Linked DNA regions of Homo sapiens: region 1 is linked to region 2. Evidence: chromatin loops called from intact Hi-C (ENCODE). Cell type or tissue: natural killer cell. All regions are shown on one strand. Links, peaks and the distances in the headings refer to the core of each region. The heading gives the core; the rest is flanking DNA.

Region 1 (8,000 bases), core at 1-8,000, 390 kb after region 2:
CCCAGACAAAGCTCATTAATAATTCACTTCTGAATAAATGACAGGAAAGTATTTGGTTGCCATGGTAACAACTGCAAGGCCTATTTGTTTTTTGTTCTTTTTTAAAATAATGTCTGGGCCATTTTTTTGTGAATGTTGAATTACTGACAGAAACCATACATGTATAAGACAGAGATATGAATGGGTAGGGAAACAATATCTTAAAAATGCAGTCGGTAAGCCATTAAGCATCAGGACCTTAAAATAAGGGAACCAAAATGCCTTTCTCAGCTTCCCACTGCACCTTTCTGGAAGGAGGAGGAAGTGACAAAAAAAAACAAAAACAAACAAAATCATTTCTAGACTCAATTAGCTATGTGATGAAAACTTATTCATACCAAAAATTCATATATAAAAGCATTTTTCACACTTGAACTTTTTTCTTAATTAACATATATTCTTGCAACTAATCGTTACTACAACCTTATGAGGTCAGCGTTATCATACTCATTTTATGGATGGGGAAGCTGAGTCTTAGAGAACATGGCCTAAGCCTCATAGTCTTGAAGTGGTAGAGGCAGAATTTATACCCAAGTCTGCCTGAATCCAAAGACTGTGTTCATTCTACGTATCAACCCTCGGGGAAAGGAAGAAATGGGATCCCATTAGGGGAGTAGGGTTTACCCAGAATTTATTTCCAGAAAATAGGCCTTAAATAATTTTTACTGAAAAGAGAAAGACCCGATGAGTCATAGATTTATTTAAAATGTCTTTCATCCCATTGCTAAAGAGCAGGGAGGAAAAGTGAGTTTCATCAGTTTCACATTTTCATCTTTTACGGCACTACATACCAGATGAAACAAACTCTTTTTTATAGCATTCGAAATAATCTCAGACATGTTTGTTTTTGTTTTGTTTTGTTTTGACACAGGGTCTCACTCTGTTGCCCAGACTGGAGTACAGTGGTGTGATCACAGCTCACTGCAACCTTGACCTCCCAGGCTCAAGCCATCCTCCTGCCCCAATCTCCAAGTAGCTGGGACTACAGGTGTGTGCCTCCATGCCTGTTTAAATTTTTGTATTTTTTATAGAGACAAAGTCTCCCTATGTTGCCCAGGCTGGTCTTAAACTCTTGGACTCAAGTGATCCTCCCGCCTCGGCCTCCCAAAGTGCTGGGATTACAGGCATGAGCCACCATGCCCCACTCAGACATGTTTTTATTGAAAGATAACACCCTACCCCAGATTGTGAGCATGTAGAGCCTATGCCTCCTTCACATTTGTTTCCCAGCAGGATACACCTTCGGATGCTCAGAAAGCATGAGCAGGTGGAATTACCCTAAATGAACTAATTCAGAAGCACAAAACCAAATATCACATGTTGTCACTTATAAGTGGTAGCTAATCACTGGGTACACGTGGACATAGAGATGAAATAATAAACACCGGGGACTCCAAAAGGGGCTGGGAGTGAGGGTTGAATAATTACCTATTTGATGCGATGTTCACTATTTGGGTAACGGGTACACTAGAAGTCCAGTCCCCACCAGTATGCAATATACCCACGTAACAAACATGCACATGTACCCCTGAGTACAAAACTAATTTAATTTTTTAAAAACCTAAATATGTAGATGACCAAAAACTGAGGGAAAAAAAATATTTGTGGAAGAGTCAATAAAAGAATCAATAAGAGAATGAAGTGCTTTAAAGCAATACCTCTTTAACTTTTATTTCATATATTCAAATATTCCAAGCAAAAAAATGACTCAATGCTTAAATCACTGGGTGAATTGGCCCAGTTTCCCATTCACATGCCCAGGTAGAGAGCCCAGCAGGTGAGGAAGGAGCTCAAGGCTGAGTTCACAGAGTTCCTCATTCTCGTTCCAAAACTACTTCTCAGGTTTTTGGTCTTTTTTTTGTTTTGTTTTTAACTATTAGTATTTTCTTCTTCTTCTCCTTCTCCTTCTTCTTCTTCTTATTATTATTTTTCTTTTGGTGAGACAGAGCTTCACTCTTGTCACCCTGGCTGGAGTGCAATGGCATGATCGTGGCTCACTGCAACCTCTGCCTCCCGGGTTCAAGCGATTCTCCTGCCTCAGCCTCCGGAGTAGCTGGGATTACAGGCACGAGCCACTATGTCTGGCTAATTTTTGTATTTTTAGTAGAGACAGAGTTCACCATGTTGTCCAGGCTGGTCTTGAACTCCTGAACTCAGGTGATCCACCCATCTCAGCCTCCCAAAGTGCTGAGATTACAGGCATGAGCTACCATGCCCAGCCTCTTTTTTGTTCTTAAATTTTCTTGTAGACACCAGGTCTTGCTATATTGCCCAGGCTGGTCTCAAACTCCTGGGTTCAAGTGATCCTCCCACCTCAGCCTCCCAGAGTGTTGGATTACAAGCATGAGACACTGGGCCCAGCCAAGGTTTTGGGGTCTTAAGTATTTCACTTTTCCGGATTTCTGTTTGCTATCTGTAAAATGAGCATGCTTTAAAGCTAAGAATAGAGATAATAAAGTTTAAAGTTTGAAACTTTGATTTGTATTTTTAAATGGTCACTATGACATTTAGCAACTGGTTTAGCTGGTTTTGGATGTTTATTCGGTCAACAGCACAGCCTGTGTGAAGCACTAGCTAAACACCCCAGTTAGCCTGCTCTAAAAGACAAAAACACAAACAAAAAACCCACTTGACTTTAGCACGTACAGTAATGAGTTTCAAACATGTCTGTGTGCAATCTACAGTAAGAAATAGATGTCTTCTTTTTCTCATGATGTCTCAGCGCACACCCACACACAGGCACGTGCACACACAGGCATTCACACACCAAAGTACAAGAAACGACCCATGTCCTTCCTACATGTAGTGTACCCTGATAGTTTCTATTCTCCTCCATTTCATTTTTAAAATTTGATTTTTTTTAAGTAAGTTGCTTTCTTGACCCACTAAATTGGTTTTGGCCTGCAGTTTGAGAAGCAATATTGAGGTTACGTTTTACTGACCACTCGAAATGTGACCAGTGCAAAATGAGATGTGTCATAAGTTTAAAATACCAGCAGAGTTTGAAAATATTACCAAAAAATAAAATGTACCATCTCATTAAGGAATTTTTCATATTAGTTACATGTTGAAGCAATCATAACTTGGATATATTGAGGTAAGTAAAATCTATTCTTTTTTTTTTTTTTTTTCTTGAGATGGAGTTTCACTCTTATCACCCAGGCTGGAGTGCAATGGCACAATCTTGGCTCACTGCAACTTCCGCCTCCCTGGTTCAAGCGATTCTCCTGCCTCAGTCTCCAAAGTAGCTGGGAGTACAGGCATCAGCCCCCACACCCAGCTAATTTTTGTATTTTTAGTAGAGAAAGGGTTTCTCCATGTTGGCCAGGCTGGTCTGGAACTCCTGACCTCAAGTGATCTGCCCGCCTCGGCCTCCGATGGTGCTGAGCTTACAGGTGTGAGCCACCACGCCCGGGCATAAAATCTATTCTTAAAACTAATTTCACCTGTTTCTCTTTCCTTTTATAGTGTGGCTACAAGAAAATCTAGTATTCTATCTGTGGCCTCTGCTATATTTCTGTTGGATGGGGATGATCACGAGCAGGGTCAGTCAACCATGGTCCACAGGTCAAATCCAGCTTGCCATCTATTTTTGTAAATAAACTTTTATTGGAACACAGCCTTGCTCGCTTATTTACATACTGTCCGTGGCTGCTTTTGTGATGCAATGGCAGAGTTGACTCATTATGATACAGACTGTATGGCTCACAAAGCCTACAATATGCACTATCTGGCTCTTTGCAGAAAAACTTTGTGAACCCCTAAAAGAGCATTGGGTGCTTATAATCTGCCAGTCACAATTCTGTGAGAGTTTTATGACCCTGTTTTACCAATGAGGCTCTGGGCGATTAAGTAATTTGCCTGAGGCCACCCACCTGGGCAAGAAGTCACAGAGCTGGGATTTGAACCATTGCCAGTCTGACCACAAAGCCTGTGCTATCATCTCTACCCTGTGTGTACCTTCCCATACACCCTCCAAAACCCTTCTTACCTAGGTACAGCGCTGAATTCTACCACTGTAGCAGGGAGAACCAATCAGCCCACCTGACCGTCAACCAGTCTAGAAGGAAATGGGAACAGGTTTGGTTGGGGAAGAAGGGATCTCCTCAGGGAATTTAAAGGTTGTTAACTGCTGTTTTAGTTTTAGGACAAATTACCTGCCTTCTAACTGCCATGCAAACAAATACCGCTCAGGTGTGACCAAAATTTAAGCATCTTAAGTCTCCGCTCTCTTCAGTTAGGAATTTTCATTAAAACAGCTTGCCTTTCACTTTCAACCCTCAAACCTAAGGACTTCAAATACTAGATTTGGTAACTCTGGATATCCAAAGTCACTTTGGGGGAAAAAGGAGCGTAGGAAAGATTGCAAATATTTAGCAGGGCTATTTTTGAATCTCTTGATTTAGGCTAGAAGTCCAATGCGCTATCCATTGCACCACAGAGCCTGCTTGCAAGCAGGGCTATTTTTAAGTGAAAAAGCTAATAACAAAATAGTTTGCAGAATGATACCTTATCTTGATAAATAAATAAAAATCACCCTTATCGTCCCATTCCATGTGTTTGTGCACGTGTGTGTGTGTGTTTTGAATATTATTCTCACAGGGTATTTGGAATTCTTTTTGCTTACACATACTTTTAAGTGTTTGTACAATTAAAAAAATGCATTGCTTGCGTAAGTTTTTGTTTCCTGGTTTAAGGTGCACATTTTTGGTTTTATTTTCTAAGTACATTGCTGAGCTTTCGCTGATTTCTACATAGGAAGACACAGAGAATGTGAACTCACCCAGATACAGAGGAAAATCAGGGTCTTTCAGGACTCGGACGGGGAGGGCATCCAGCAAAAGTAGGGCTGCAGCGCCCCCATGTGTCCAGGGCGGTGGAAGTCACCAGGAGTAGGCGGAGGAAGCCGGCTTCTGACATTTGGGGGAAGGGGACCTGCCTTCTCTATTGCGAATACTATTGGGAATTCCCAGAGTCAATCAGCAGTTAAATGCTTACTGAGTTTCTTATTCATACTCCATCTTGCCAGACCAGAAATCTGAGAGAGCTGGAGCTCCCAAGGCCCACCCTTTGGCTGCCTAAATTAAGACTCCCGGGGTTCCCACACTCTTTTTCCCAATGGCAGTGGAGGGTCTTGGGAAAACTGTCTGGAGGGAATGCCCCGAGTCCTCCTCCCAGTATCTGTTCAGGCTTGGCACCCTTAGGACCTCCCCTTCTGGAAGATTCAGCAGTGCATGTGTATGCTTGGAGAGGGAGGGTGGATAAATGTGGCATGAATCTATTTGGAAGGTTTTATACATCTTGAAGTCTCAACTTTAGGTGTTTCAGGGGGGTATTAAGCACACCAGGGCTTAAATCATAGAATATTTCAAAATAGCCACCTTTTTCCAAGCACCTATATACCTATATGTTCCAGCACTGGTCAAATGACAGATGACTATCGTTACAACCGTCCAAGATAGGTGCTATCATACCTACTTTATGGTGGGAGTCTATGAGGAACCTGAAGCTCTGAGAGGCCAAGTCATTAATCCAGTAAGTATCTGGTCCTAGATTCAAACATCTCTATCCTCCTTCTTGGTGCCAGGTGTCCCATGTGAAGGTTTGGGTCAGAGTGTGGTGCTAGCAGGTGGCAGAAGCCCAAGATGCATCATCACCCAGGGTCTCGGGCTGCTGGCCTCCATGCAGCTGCCAGATGTGGCTGTATCTGTCTTCCAGAGGGCTGTCCTTAACGCCTAGCAGAGCAGCAGCCTCTCTGTAAGGATCTGTTTAATGCATGAATGGCACCGCATTTTATTGCAGCTTGAGCTGGTCCCAGGAGACTCTCCTGATTTCTAAAGCTGCCACTTTGAAGACACAGGCCAGCCCAGCTCCTGACTTCTCCCCACAGTGAATGCAGGAGGCTCTTCCCCGGTCATTTTAAAGCTAGATGGCTGCAGGTGACCCATAGCACCCATATCCCCCAGTGTGTGGCATCTGACACCCCCCTCTTCACTTCTTTCCACTGCCTATTGTCCTGAGCAGAGATGGCAAAACAATTCTAAACTGGTGTTCATTGCTAAACCTTTAATTGAATTAGGATTTGGCAACGGGCAATAGGCATTCAGACAAAATGTGAAAGGATGTTTTACAAATGTGGGAAAAAAGTCACCAACCACTTTTCCTCCCAGCTTTGAACATTTCCTTCAGTGATTTTTGTCTCCCCCCATCCCCAAAATAGCCAAATAAAAATTTATAAAAATCAATAAAGCAAGTGTCTTAATGGTGGTTTGCTCAAAATGCTCTGGTTTTAAAGAATGGGAGAGAATAGAGACTCCCTTTTATCACTCTGGGCTTCTTTCACCCTTTTCCTCTTCTTCCCTGTGGCTTTCTGCTGGTGAGAATGGCTAAAGAAGGTCCCACGGCCCTTGAAGCTCTTCTGTAACCATGATGGAGCATTCTCCAGTCCCCTCCTAAAGGAAAAAGACTGATCTGTTCAACTGAGCCCTTCCTTCCTCCCTTGGCAATTTTCAAGCTCCCTCCTTTCTATCACCTCCTTTTGCCCCAGCCCTTGAACAAACCCCAGCCCCAACCCTAGGGTCTAACTTTTTTTTTAAGTAAACTCCTCCTACCCACCCACCAGCTACAGGCAGCAGGGGAGTCCTGGTTTTCTCATGATGTTGCAGCAAAGGCCTGAGGTCCACACTCTGTCTCCCACGTGCCTTCAGCCACGTGTGGAGGGATCAAAGACACATCAAAACGGGTCTCCAAAGCCTCAACCTGCTGCTCAGTCACCACCGGGATCTGCCCCATTGCTCTGGGTGGCTGTGATGTTGGTGTCCACAGATGGGGGGACACACCAATTTGGCAGCCTGAGCCTGCTGGAGTGAAAGGCCGCTTTTCAAAAATATGGAAGTGCAAATAGCTCATTTAACTCCCCTGATGAAAAAAAAATCCCTAACTTTGGTCAAAAGAGCATGAACTTTGGCCTTTAGAAAAACGACCAAATGACCCAGCCAAAACAGGCCAAGTAGGCTGACCCCTTCTGTTTCCTAGAGAATTCACTCCATTGTACCACCTTCAGTTTCTCCTAGTCAGCTGCAAGGCCACCATCCCACCAGTTAAGGATGGGATGGAACCCCAGGTAAGCAAACCTGTAGGTCTGACCTAGTCAGTGGGAGTGGCCAGTGCCAAATGGCCTGGAGGCTTGGAGAGGCACAGTACTGGGTGCTGAGTCCCATTTCTGTTGTACTGTTAAGCCGTTGGGCACGACATGGCAGCTGAAAGATGAGGAAAGGTCAAGGCACAATAAAGACAACTGTTCTTCTGTGGCAGACAGAGAATACAGCTGCAGGTATGTTGCCTTCTAGAAAAGCATTTCTCTCCTTGGTAGGTCTGGAAGGCAAGTGTCCTCGGAGATCTGTATGCCCTGTGTGCTAAGCGTGGGTCAATGCTCAAAGGATCCCAGAGACCCCCGAGGAGAGCGTCTTCCCCACTGGTGCTCCTGGCCATGCTATCCATAGTGATTAACTCAGACTTCAGGAACACCCCCCAATGAACAACAATGGGCTCTCCCTGAGTAGGGAGGGCAGTGGGGATCCACTGTGGACAGGAGTGGGAGTTTGCCCCGTGGAGGACTGAAAGAGGAGCACTTACTCTGAGGAGGACAGACCTCAAGCCATGCACCAACACAGAGCTAATCTCTCAGGTGACTTCCTGTCAAAAGTTTAGGAGTGTTTTTTTTTTTTCTCTTAACTTCTGAGAATAGCTATTTTTAAGGTTCTCTCTCTCCCTCTCTTTTTAATCTTTGATAAAGTCATTGTATGTGTGAAGCTCTGGGGAATTAAGGGACAGGAGAGCAAAGGGAAGTGTAGCTCTTCCCACATCACCCCTCCACTAAAGACTGTCCAAGGGAGCAGCACAAAGTCAAGGGAAGGTAAGAGACCCCAAGACCCCAGCATAGCCAGCACCCGGAAGGAGAG
Region 2 (10,722 bases), core at 1,051-9,050:
AACAAAATCAAATCAAGGCATATCAGAGATGAGAGTATATGATGTACAAATATTTCAAGTGACAAGATCAACTGTATAACATTTTGTTGGTTGTCCTATTCTGTTTGTATTTTTCTCAGGCTCTATCAAAGAAAGCAAGAGATGGAAAATTGTTGCCTGAAGAATACCAAGGAGGATCTTTTAGGTAAAATTTAAACTCTTAATTATCCATAGCATCAAACAGATAGATGTAAGACTTATAAAGTCCCTGTCAGCCTTTCATTTATCTGAAATATTTTTTAAAATTTAAGCTAAAAATACTTTATTTAGACAATAGAATATCTGAAAAAATTCTTCAGACTAGTCAGGCTTTCATATTAAAGCTAGTAGGAACCTATTAGTGTTGAACTAAACGTTCGTTGGACATTGACTAACATGGAATGATAAATATTATGTATTCTTTAGTATCTGACCCACCCCCAATATTAATGTCTGTAATATTATATTGCTATGTGAAACAACCACTTATTTATTATTGCAGCATATAATATTCTATTGTATAAATATACCAGAATTCATTTTACTGTTGGTGGGCATTTGCGTTGCTTCCAGTTCGGGGCTATTACAAATTATGGTGCTATGAACATTCTTATTAGTGTCTTATAGTGAATGTATGTACATTTTTTGTTGTATAGACCTAAAAGTAGAATTCCTAAGTTAGAAGCTTTAGCAGCTACTACCAAACAATTTTCCAAATGGTTATACAAATTTACACCTCCACCAACGGTCCTGAGAATTCCCATTGCTCCACATTCTTGCCACTATTTAATAATGTTAGGTTTTAAATTTTAACAATTCTTGGGGTGTGTAGTGGTACTCTTTGTAGGAAAATGCAAATTAGTGATGTTGAGTACTTTTCACTCATCAGCCGTTTGGGTATCTGGTAATTCATGAGATAAAGTACCCACTGCAATCTGGTGTCCATTTAAAAAAATGATGTATAGTTCTTATTTCTGGATATACAGACCTTTATAGGATATATATTGTTTCAAATAGCTTTCACACTCTGTGACTTGCCTTTGGGACTCTCTCGGTGATTTTTTTAAATGAACGGAAGTTCTGAGTTTTAATGAATTCCTATTTATCAGTATTTTTCTTTGTAGTTGGTACTGTTCATTTTCTGTTAGGAATTTTTGCCTATCTCAGAGTCATGAAGTTACTCTTCTGTGTTATCTTCTAAAAGCATTTACGTTACTTTTCACATGTAGATCACAATTCAACTGAAATTGGATTTTGTATATAATGTGAAGTTTCAAGTGCTCTTTTTTCCCCATATGGATACTAAATTTACACAGCATCATGTATTGAATATTGATTTCTCCTTTTTCATAGCATTGAAAAGGTGATTATATATGTGTTGGTCTAGTTCTGTGCTATTTTTTTTCCACTGGCCTGTTTGTCTATCCTTTGTTTACTACCACCAAGCTATAACTCTTGATAGCTGGTAATGAAGTCTTCCAATTTTGTTCACCCTCAAGATTGTCTTCTGGCTTTTCGTATTTCCAAATAAATTGTAAAATTGATTTGCCATTTTTCACACACACACCCCTTGCTGGTTTCTTGATTGGGATTGCATTAAGTCTTTTGATGATTTGAGAATTGACATCCTTACAGTATTGAGTATTCTAACCTGTGAATATGGTAGAAACCATTGTGTATTCAGTTATTTGATTTCTTTCAGTTATGTTTTATAATTTTCTGTGTAGAGGTCTTGTATATGTTTCATTAGATTTATTCTTTGGTATTTGTTTTTTGATACTATTATAAATGGTATTGTTTTAAATTTTTATTTTCTAATTATAGCAACTTGTATGTAGAGTCATGTGCCACTTTATGATGGGGATATGAGAAATGCATTGTTAGGCAGTTTCATCATGCAAACATCATAGAGTGTACTTACGCAAATCATGCAAACATCATAGAGTGTACTTACACAAACCTAAATGGTACATGCTGCTACACACCTTAGCTGTATGATATAGCCAGTTGCTCCTAGACTGCAAACCTATACAGCATGTTACTCTACTGAATACCGTAAGCAGTTGTGACACAATGATGAGTATTTGGGTATCTAAACATATCTAAGCATTTTTAAAATGTACAGTAAAAATGTAAAAAGTAAAACATGGTACACCTGTTTAGGGCACTTACCGTGAATGGAGCTTGCAAGACTAGAAGTTGCTCTGGAAGAATCAGTGAATGAGTGAATGCTTAGGACATCACTATACACTACTGTAGACTTTATAAACACTGCACACTTAGGCTACACTAAATTTATTTTTAAAATAAAGTAATTGCAATATGATGTTATGACAGCTATGATGCCACTAGGCAGCAGAAATTCCTGAGCTCCATTATAATCTTATAAGACCACCGTTGTATATGTGATCCTTCGTTATGTGGGACATGACTCGATATAAAATGGATTGTTATATTGACCTTTTATCTGATGACTTAACTAAATTTACTTATTAATTTTACTAGTTATCTATAGTCTCATTTTTCCTGTGTACACAATTAATTTATTTGTAAATACTAAATGTTTCCTTTTTTCATTACTCATATATTTTTTTCTTGCCTTACTACACTGCCTAGTAAAATATATAAAATATGTGCTTCACGGAAAGGGGACTTTGATTAAGGACATGCCTCCTTCAGAGCTTTTTCTTTTCCCCCTAGTATTTCCAACTTGGGGATGTTTGGCATCGACGAATTTACTGCAGTGATTAACCCTCCTCAGGCCTGCATTTTGGCGGTTGGGAGGTTCCGACCTGTGCTGAAGCTCACTGAGGATGAAGAGGGAAATGCCAAACTGCAGCAGCGCCAGCTCATAACAGTCACAATGTCAAGTGACAGTCGAGTGGTTGATGACGAACTGGCAACCAGGTTTCTTAAAAGTTTTAAAGCAAACCTAGAGAATCCTATCCGACTTGCCTAGTCCTCAAAGATAAGAAGTTGGTGTTCAGCTTAGTTGATTCAGTAGTTGTTACCAAGAAACATATGTTATAGGAAAACAACTTGGTATTTAAGTATGAAGTGGATGAAATGTTTATTTATTTAAGGTGAAAGCATTTGACCCAGGGTGTCTTCATCTTCAATTTGGGTTTAATGTTATAGAAATAAATGATGATAAACTCTAACTAATAAAGGAAAGAGAATATTTGGTTACTCAGATCCATTTTTAACCTCTGGTGCTGTATAAAGGGAATATTAAACTAGATGTAAATCAAAGTATATGTTTGGCTCATTTGAGCATTTTGGAATATTTGAGAATGTATGATACATGTAAAATTAAAAAAACTATTAGAACTGTACCATAATTATGTTGAAGGTAGAAGTGATCTTCAAAGAGATGGCCATTAACTTAGCAGTGGGACCTCACTTTTACAAGCACTGCTCTAGATATACTTGAAGAATTTAATAGGTACAGAAGTTTATTCTGGATAATAAATAAATAAGGATCACACTGTATTAGGGGTTATGGCAACATTATTGAATTTTTTATGTACATAAAGCCATATGTTTAGGGTGGTTTCTATCTGTCTTGTTTTTCACTTATATAACACTGTGAACTTCTAAAGCAAGAGGATAAAAGAAGCATGAATGAAAAGAATGACATTTCAAAAAAATGGTTCAATGAAAAACTATAGCTAAAATATGTAAACCTTTCTAGGTAAACCGCTTGCCTTCATCTTGAGTCGGAATATATTTAAATAAATTGTGTTATCTCTTGCCAAACATTTTGTTAGTGTTTATTTAAAAACAAAATGTTGTTTCTTAATGCATTTAAATCAGTTTTGTATTGTGCAGTAAAATGTGAGAAAATATAAACATTTCTATTGTATTTTAAATGTTAAAACACAAAAGTTCAATAAACCTTGAAGTTGATTAGTAGTTTTTCTAGAACACCTTTAAAAGGGCTCTACAGGAGAAAAGACGGAATTTAAAATTAGTATGACATTAGGAAAGTAACTGATAGGAAATGTAAAACTTTGGAAAGAGAATAGAAGACTTATGAAGCCAAACAGATGAGAACTATCCTTTTTATTTCACTAATATGAAATTTTCACTAATTATTATAAAGTTTAGAAGAGTTTGTTTCTCTCTTTTGGCAGCTCTGCTATAACTGTCAAGATAACTATATTTAAGTTGGATGGTAATGAATGGTAATTTAATTAACTTGTCACAAAAAGGTTTATGTTAGTGTCAGCTGACATGAATCAATAGAAGAAAGGCTAATATAGTACAAGTTGTATGGTATGACATGATGAATTATAAACCCTAACAGAAGAGCCTTCTAAAATAATTAGCACCCTGGTGTATTAATTGTTAAGAAAATGCTTAATCCAACTATCCAACTCAGTTTAACAAGCCATTTAAAAAAAATAGTCTTCAAAACTTTTGTCATATTAACAGTTACACTGAAAATTATAACCAAAGGCTATTTTCAAAATAATTTTTATGTTACATTATTTCCAAGGTCAGTTTTAATCGAAATTATTATTATTATTACTACTTTTTCTTGAGATGGGGTCTTGCTCTGTGGCCCAGGCTGTAGTGCAGTGCTGGGATCACAGATCACTGCAACCTCGACCTCCTAGGCTCAAGTGATCCTCCTCCCTCAGCCTCCCGAGTAGCTAAGGACTAAAGGCATGCACCATCATGCCTGGCTAATTTTTCTATTTTTTTTTTTTAGAGACAGGGTCTTGCCATGTTGCTCAGGCTGGTCCCAAACTCCTGGGCTCAAGTAGTCGACCCACCTTGGCCTCGCAAAGTGCTGGGATTACACAGGCATGAGCTACTGTGCTAGGCCGTTGTTTTTGTTGTGGTTGTTGTTTGTTTGTTCATTTTAATTTTTATATCTGAGGAACAGAACATGATGAGGCAGCCATAAATAAGCCTGACTCAGAGTTCTGCTTTTCATGAACTGACGTACATAAGCAGTAGTGCATCTGTTTCCCTATAGGTGAAATGGGCATTAATATTTACTCAGCCTGCCTTAGAGAGTTGAACTGTACAAGGGAAATCGCTGTATAAATTTAAGATGTTTTAATTCATGGACCTCACAACCAGGCTTTTCATATAATCACCTGCCTCTCATGGTTTGACTTCTCAGCTTCTGGTACAAATGCTTGTTCATTCTGACCAAAAATATTGTCTCTGGTATTTCTATACTGATGAGGTGGTTTAGATTAAGGAAGTTTTCATTTCTAAAAAGAATTTTGTTGTAGTTTGAGATCAAAGAATAACACTGAGAAAGGAGTATGGTATACTTGGTTTGAACTGTGTGCTACACTACCAGGCCCCTTCCACATTATACTACTAATTTATTTAAAATAGATAGGTATCACACTGAGAGGATATAAAAAAAATTTCTGCCTCTTCATTTTTGTTTCTTGTTTGAACAGAAAAAATGACCAAAATATTGGGAGTACTTCTAAGGAAAAGGCAACACACATTCCAGTTAACACTTGGATGTGAAAATATCAATGAATATTAGAATTTATAAGTCAAACTGGCTCTGCTCGCTGATTGCAATTTTTAGTTACATTCACTATTTTGTGCTAAATTTAAGTCATTGGTATACGACTGGCCAGAGTCCTTGGTTTTAAACATTACTGAGAACTTTATATATACTCTTAATGGGTATTTTATATAATGTCGAATGAAACTTTTATTTTTAGATTTTTAAAAAATATTTTGCACTTTGGACTTAATTTTACACTAAATTGTATCAGCCAGCCTAAGGGCATTATGCTAAATGTAAATCTAGTTCTTGGTTAAGCTTTTATTGAAAGATAGGTGGTGCTGTAAGTTAATATATTGTAGTGAAAGTGTGGGAGAAAAGTTAAATTGGCACTTAAATCTTAGTTTTCAAGGAAAACGTGTCCCGCACATACTGCATTATGATGGACTTTGTCTCAGGTGAAGTGAAGAAGTGAAAGAATCAAGTGTATGGCCGGTAAGAATTAACCATTAATTTAAATGGGATGCTATTAGTGGGAAACTTTTACTGATTTTTGAAGAAGGAAGTAACAGTGCAGATTTACTTTTATCAGTCTGGCCATAATGTGCAAGTCAGTAGGTCAAAACAGGGAGAGGATAGCAGTCATCAGAAAAGAACTGGAAGATTTTGCCATAATGAAAGTATAAGTTGATTAGGATCTGCACTAGGTCAGTGTCTTTAAAGAAGGAGGAAATGGGTAAAAGTTGGCATGTTACCATGCTATGAGGTGTCTTATGAATATATGGGGTAGATGTATTCAGTCAGATAATGCAGGAACAGTGATAGAATTTCCCATCCAAAACACTAGTCCTCCATGGCTCACGTTCACCAATATGAAAACGAATAAGATTCCAGTAAGTTATGTACAGCAAATAGTGTATTTCAGTAGACATTTAAACTTTTTGTGAATGGAAAAGGCAATAGTCTTTCTATAAAATCCTTTTACATAGTTTTATATTACAAAAATGTGTGTGTGTCTCCATTGGTTTCAGGAGATGGGGGGCAAACAGGGTTGGAGGGAGGATATGGTTTGTCTAGACTTGTAATATTGAAACACCATTTAATTGAAACTGTAAGGTTTACAGATGTATTTTGAAAAATTATTAGCCTCTCAATAGCAGTCTTTTGTTTCTTTGATCATATAAATTCTATTTTCACATTTTATCCGTATCTTTGCTTTTTTTGCAACAAGTCCAAGCAGCTTTCTTCCTGGGAAAATGAATGTTTTGTGAATCTCTCAGTTTAACCTCTGTTGTATGATACATACCATTAAGGAAAATGGGTTTTCATTAAAAGTTGAGAAACTTTTAGCAAAATCATTAATTAGTCATGATTTGCTTTTTTTAATACCTAAAATGTATATTTTAAAATTTCTTAGTTTATGAAATTCTGTTACTCCTATTACTAAAAGATGAGCCTTTTAAATATAAGACTCTTGTGATCAAGTGGAATAACATTGATTATATCACTTTATAAAGCATAAAGTATTATGGAAATGTAAGATGTTAAATTTAAATTTTTAATCTCATAAATTGCACTTAGTAGCTCATCAGTCTGATGGGGAATGGTATATCAGGAACTTATAAGATGGTACTTAATACCATAACTTAAGTTATTCTTCCCAGTGGAACTACTGGTGATTGTATGTAACTTTGTTTCCCAAGTTTGCATACTCTTAAAATCAAGACTTTTAAGGCTAGTTTCAGCTTTAGAAGTTACTGCGCTCTTGGCAAAACCTTATTTCTGTGCCTCAGTATTCTTACCTATAAAATGAGGAAGCAAGGGGGAAAATTAATCACTGTACTGGTTGCTTATCTTTTTTAATTTCTTCAGTTATAGGCAGGAAGTGTATGCTACTTATCAATCATCATGGATGATGTAACATTTACCTCCCGCATAGAATCTCAGAGATTACACATACAAATTCAGAGATTATGTAAATTGGCCAAAGCTCAAAAGTACGACAACTGGGATTTGAACCAAGATCTGTGCAGCACCAAAGCTCAAGCTCACTGCATTGCAATATACACCTTCTAAGTTGTGCTGCTGCGGCTGAAAGTTCTGTATGCAAAGAGTATTTTCCACCTATGGTAACTGAAGTTCCTGAGTTCCTGTTCTTCTGTATTAAAGCTAATGTGTTTACGACCTAACCACTTTTAAAATTAATTCATATTTTCTCTGTAGTGGCTCTCTTTGTGCCTTTCTAGTGTGCAGAAAGTACTGAGGGATTTTTTGTTGTTGTTTTTTCATTATGGACAGCTCTTAACCTGAAGTAACTAATGTTAAGTGTCATCACTTGTACCTCTAAGTAGAAAAATAGAAGCTGATGGGGCTTAGTGCCTCTAGGTATAAAAAAAAAATGACCTAGAAGCTGCTACTTTCAATAAATAGGTTGATTCTTGTCCCAGTTAAGACCAAAAGTGGTTACCTTAGTTTTCATTTCTGAGGCCTCAGGCTTCTATATTGATTACTGTATCAGTCATGGTCTAATCAGTTAGGGTTCAGTAGTTTATGGTGGAGAAGTTCATTGGGTCGCCAGGTTGGGTCTGTTCATAGTTGTCCAGTGAAGGGGAAGCAACCATCCAGGGCACACGTAAGCCTCAGCTGGCACGCTGAGGGTCAGGGTACCACTGCGGCCTGGGGTATGTGGTGTCTGTTGAGAAGACCATGCAAAGGTATTGATAAGGCCAAGCTGGGGCTGCTATTCTGGGCAAAAGGCAGGGTCAAAGCACCACTGGATGTCCACCATTTTGAAGCTGAGAAACAGTAAATTAATAACTAGCACAAAGCCCAACCTGAGGCTGGGAAATAAAATGTAATCTTATAATTGGGAATAATACCAGATGATAGGATAGCTTAGTAAGGTATAGCAGTCTATATTAGAACTGTTTTGTGGGTAGAAATCTATCTAAGCTAGAGATATTATTTTGAAAATACTGTCACTGTTTTAAGTAAATTACCTGATTTGCTGGGTGAGACATTTACTAAAATGTAAAGCAAAAGTAAAATGTTGAAATATATTATGCATTCAACAGTTGTGAATATCTGCTGTGCATAGCTAACAGCCTTTACCCTCAATCAATTTAAACTATAGGTAAGTGATATTTACATGCCCAAACATAATTCAGCAGATTCTATAATCAAAGCATGTGCATAGTTGAGAAGATGGCTTCATTGACTAGGTGACATTTGAACCAGCTTTTTGCATTACTGAGTATAACCCACCCCACTTTTTGTCTGGTTTCCCTAATTTCAGTAATCAAATATTTAACACCCAAATACATAAATTCATCAGTTCATTTTTCCAGGACCTTGGCTCAATACCTGTGTGTACATATCACAACAATAACTAATTCCCACAAAGCCTAGAAACTTTTAGTTGGAAGGAAAATTACTCATATGGCATGTTAGTTGTACAGAGAAAGTTTTATTTACACCCTACTATTCGCAAAGAAAATATTCTTTGTTAAGTCATCCGTCCTAAAGAAAGATGAGGAATAGACACTTACCGTTGTCTAATCAAAATGTATTTTAATTCTTCAACTCTCCTACCTCTTCCCTGGCCCCTGCTTTTTTTGAAGGTGTCCTGTGTGTGCAAATGCATCTTTACATATCTTGACGCTCATTGTTTTGTTCTCAAGGGGATCATCTGTTAAATTTATTTTCAGAGAATCATAAGCATCTTTGGACTCTCGAGCTAACTTGCAAAACTATAGGAGTGAGTGAAAATCAAATATTATTTTTAACATTCAGTATTTTTAATGCTAAAAATCAAGTTAATATGCTCTTTATTAGTTCAAAATGAATGTTTGAGGTGTGGAAGCCAACTTACTCACCTGCTAGTACCATGTAGCTCTTCATGAATTGCATAGCTCCCACAGTTAAGTAGATTTTATTACTTACTAAATACCTTATGTTATTTGTGGGCATTTCATTTTGACACCAAATTGTCTATTATTGGTAAATTAATAAGAAAGTATTCTGCCTTAACCTGTTAAATACTAGTTAGAATGTCATGATGAGTTTCAGGTATTCTCTTTATACTTTCAATGTTTGATACAACTTTAGAAGAATGAGAATGGACACTTTTGTCGATGTACCTATTTTGAGAGCAAACGCTAATCCCGCCTTTAAAAATGTGCAATTTTAGCCATTTTTACTGGAGAATGCTGGAAGTCATTATTCCTATGAACTGAGAATACGGGAGACTATGACTTGGACAAAATGGAAACTCAAGATTCAGTGGGGTACAGGGCTTTTGTGTGTTTGTTTTTGTTTTCTCATTTCGCAAATGAGTCCTTGCAACTTTGGAAAATATTGAGAGTAATAGCTTCATAAAGTTTTTTTTTTTTTTTTTTTTTTTTGAGATGGAGTCTCCCTCTGTTGCCCAGGCTGGAGTGCAGTGGCACGATCTCGGCTCACTGCAACCTCCGTTTTCCAGCTTAAGCGATTCTTCTGCCTCAGCCTCCCGAGTAGCTGGTACTACAGGCATGTGCCAATTTTTATTTTTAGTAGAAACAGGGTTTCACCATATTGACCAGGCTGGTCTCAAACTCCTTACCTCGTGATCTGCCCACCTTGGCCTCCCAAAGTGCTGGGATTACAGGCGTGAGCCACCGCGCCCAGGCTTTTTAAATTTTTTTCTTTTTTTTTTTTTTTTTTTGAGACAGGGTCTCTCTCTGTTGCCTAGGCTGGAGTGCAGTGACGTGATCATAGCTCCACTGCAGCCTCCAACTCCTGGGCTTAGGAGATTCTCCCACCTCAGCCTCCTGATAGCTGGGACTACAAGTGCGTACCATCACGCCTGGCAAGTTTTTAAAATTTTTTGTAGAGATGAGGTCTTGCTATGTTGCCCAGGCTGGTCTCGAACTCCTGACCTCAAGCAATCCTCCTGCCTTGGCCTCCCAAAGTGCTGGGATTACAGGCATGAGCCACCATGACCAGCTGTAAAAAGTCTTAAAAATGGAAAAACTGGTAAACATAGATTAATAAGTATTTTACTTGGGAAATTATAGGACTTTTTCTAGGTAGATATTTTTATAGTTATCTAATTACTTGGTTCTCATTAAGTAGATAAAGACCTTTTCTTCAAATTATACATATGTTGACCATGAAAATATAATATACTAATAGCTAACTTACTGTATTCCAGACATTGTTTTGAATACTTTATACAT

What was found. Hi-C counts contacts between places; a loop is a spot of excess contacts. Peaks named below come from ENCODE experiments on the same cell type or tissue, not always from the same donor. Only the 100,000 strongest peaks of a DNase experiment are listed, where the experiment ranks them.
Region 1: it touches region 2 in a loop (7-fold over the local background); 77 of 110 quality-filtered maps call a loop at or near these places.

Annotation. Positions count from the first base shown.
Region 1 is chr11:35,387,510-35,395,509 of GRCh38, forward strand. The region is part of intron 1 of SLC1A2 (solute carrier family 1 member 2); the gene reads right to left. Among named protein-coding and RNA genes, the nearest start is that of SLC1A2-AS2, 28 kb to the right of the region's middle. In natural killer cell, for the core only: a CTCF peak has its summit at 4,911 (motif pointing left); a DNase peak (open chromatin) is centred at 4,902.
Region 2 is chr11:34,992,196-35,002,917 of GRCh38, forward strand. It overlaps PDHX (pyruvate dehydrogenase complex component X), which reads left to right. Exons shown (of 11, transcript NM_003477.3): 10 at 120-184; 11 at 2,719-3,933. The coding sequence ends at 2,977. Among named protein-coding and RNA genes, the nearest start is that of MIR1343, 56 kb to the left of the region's middle. In natural killer cell, for the core only: CTCF peaks have their summits at 5,869 and 6,074; DNase peaks (open chromatin) are centred at 5,866 and 6,186; H3K27ac peaks cover 333 bases.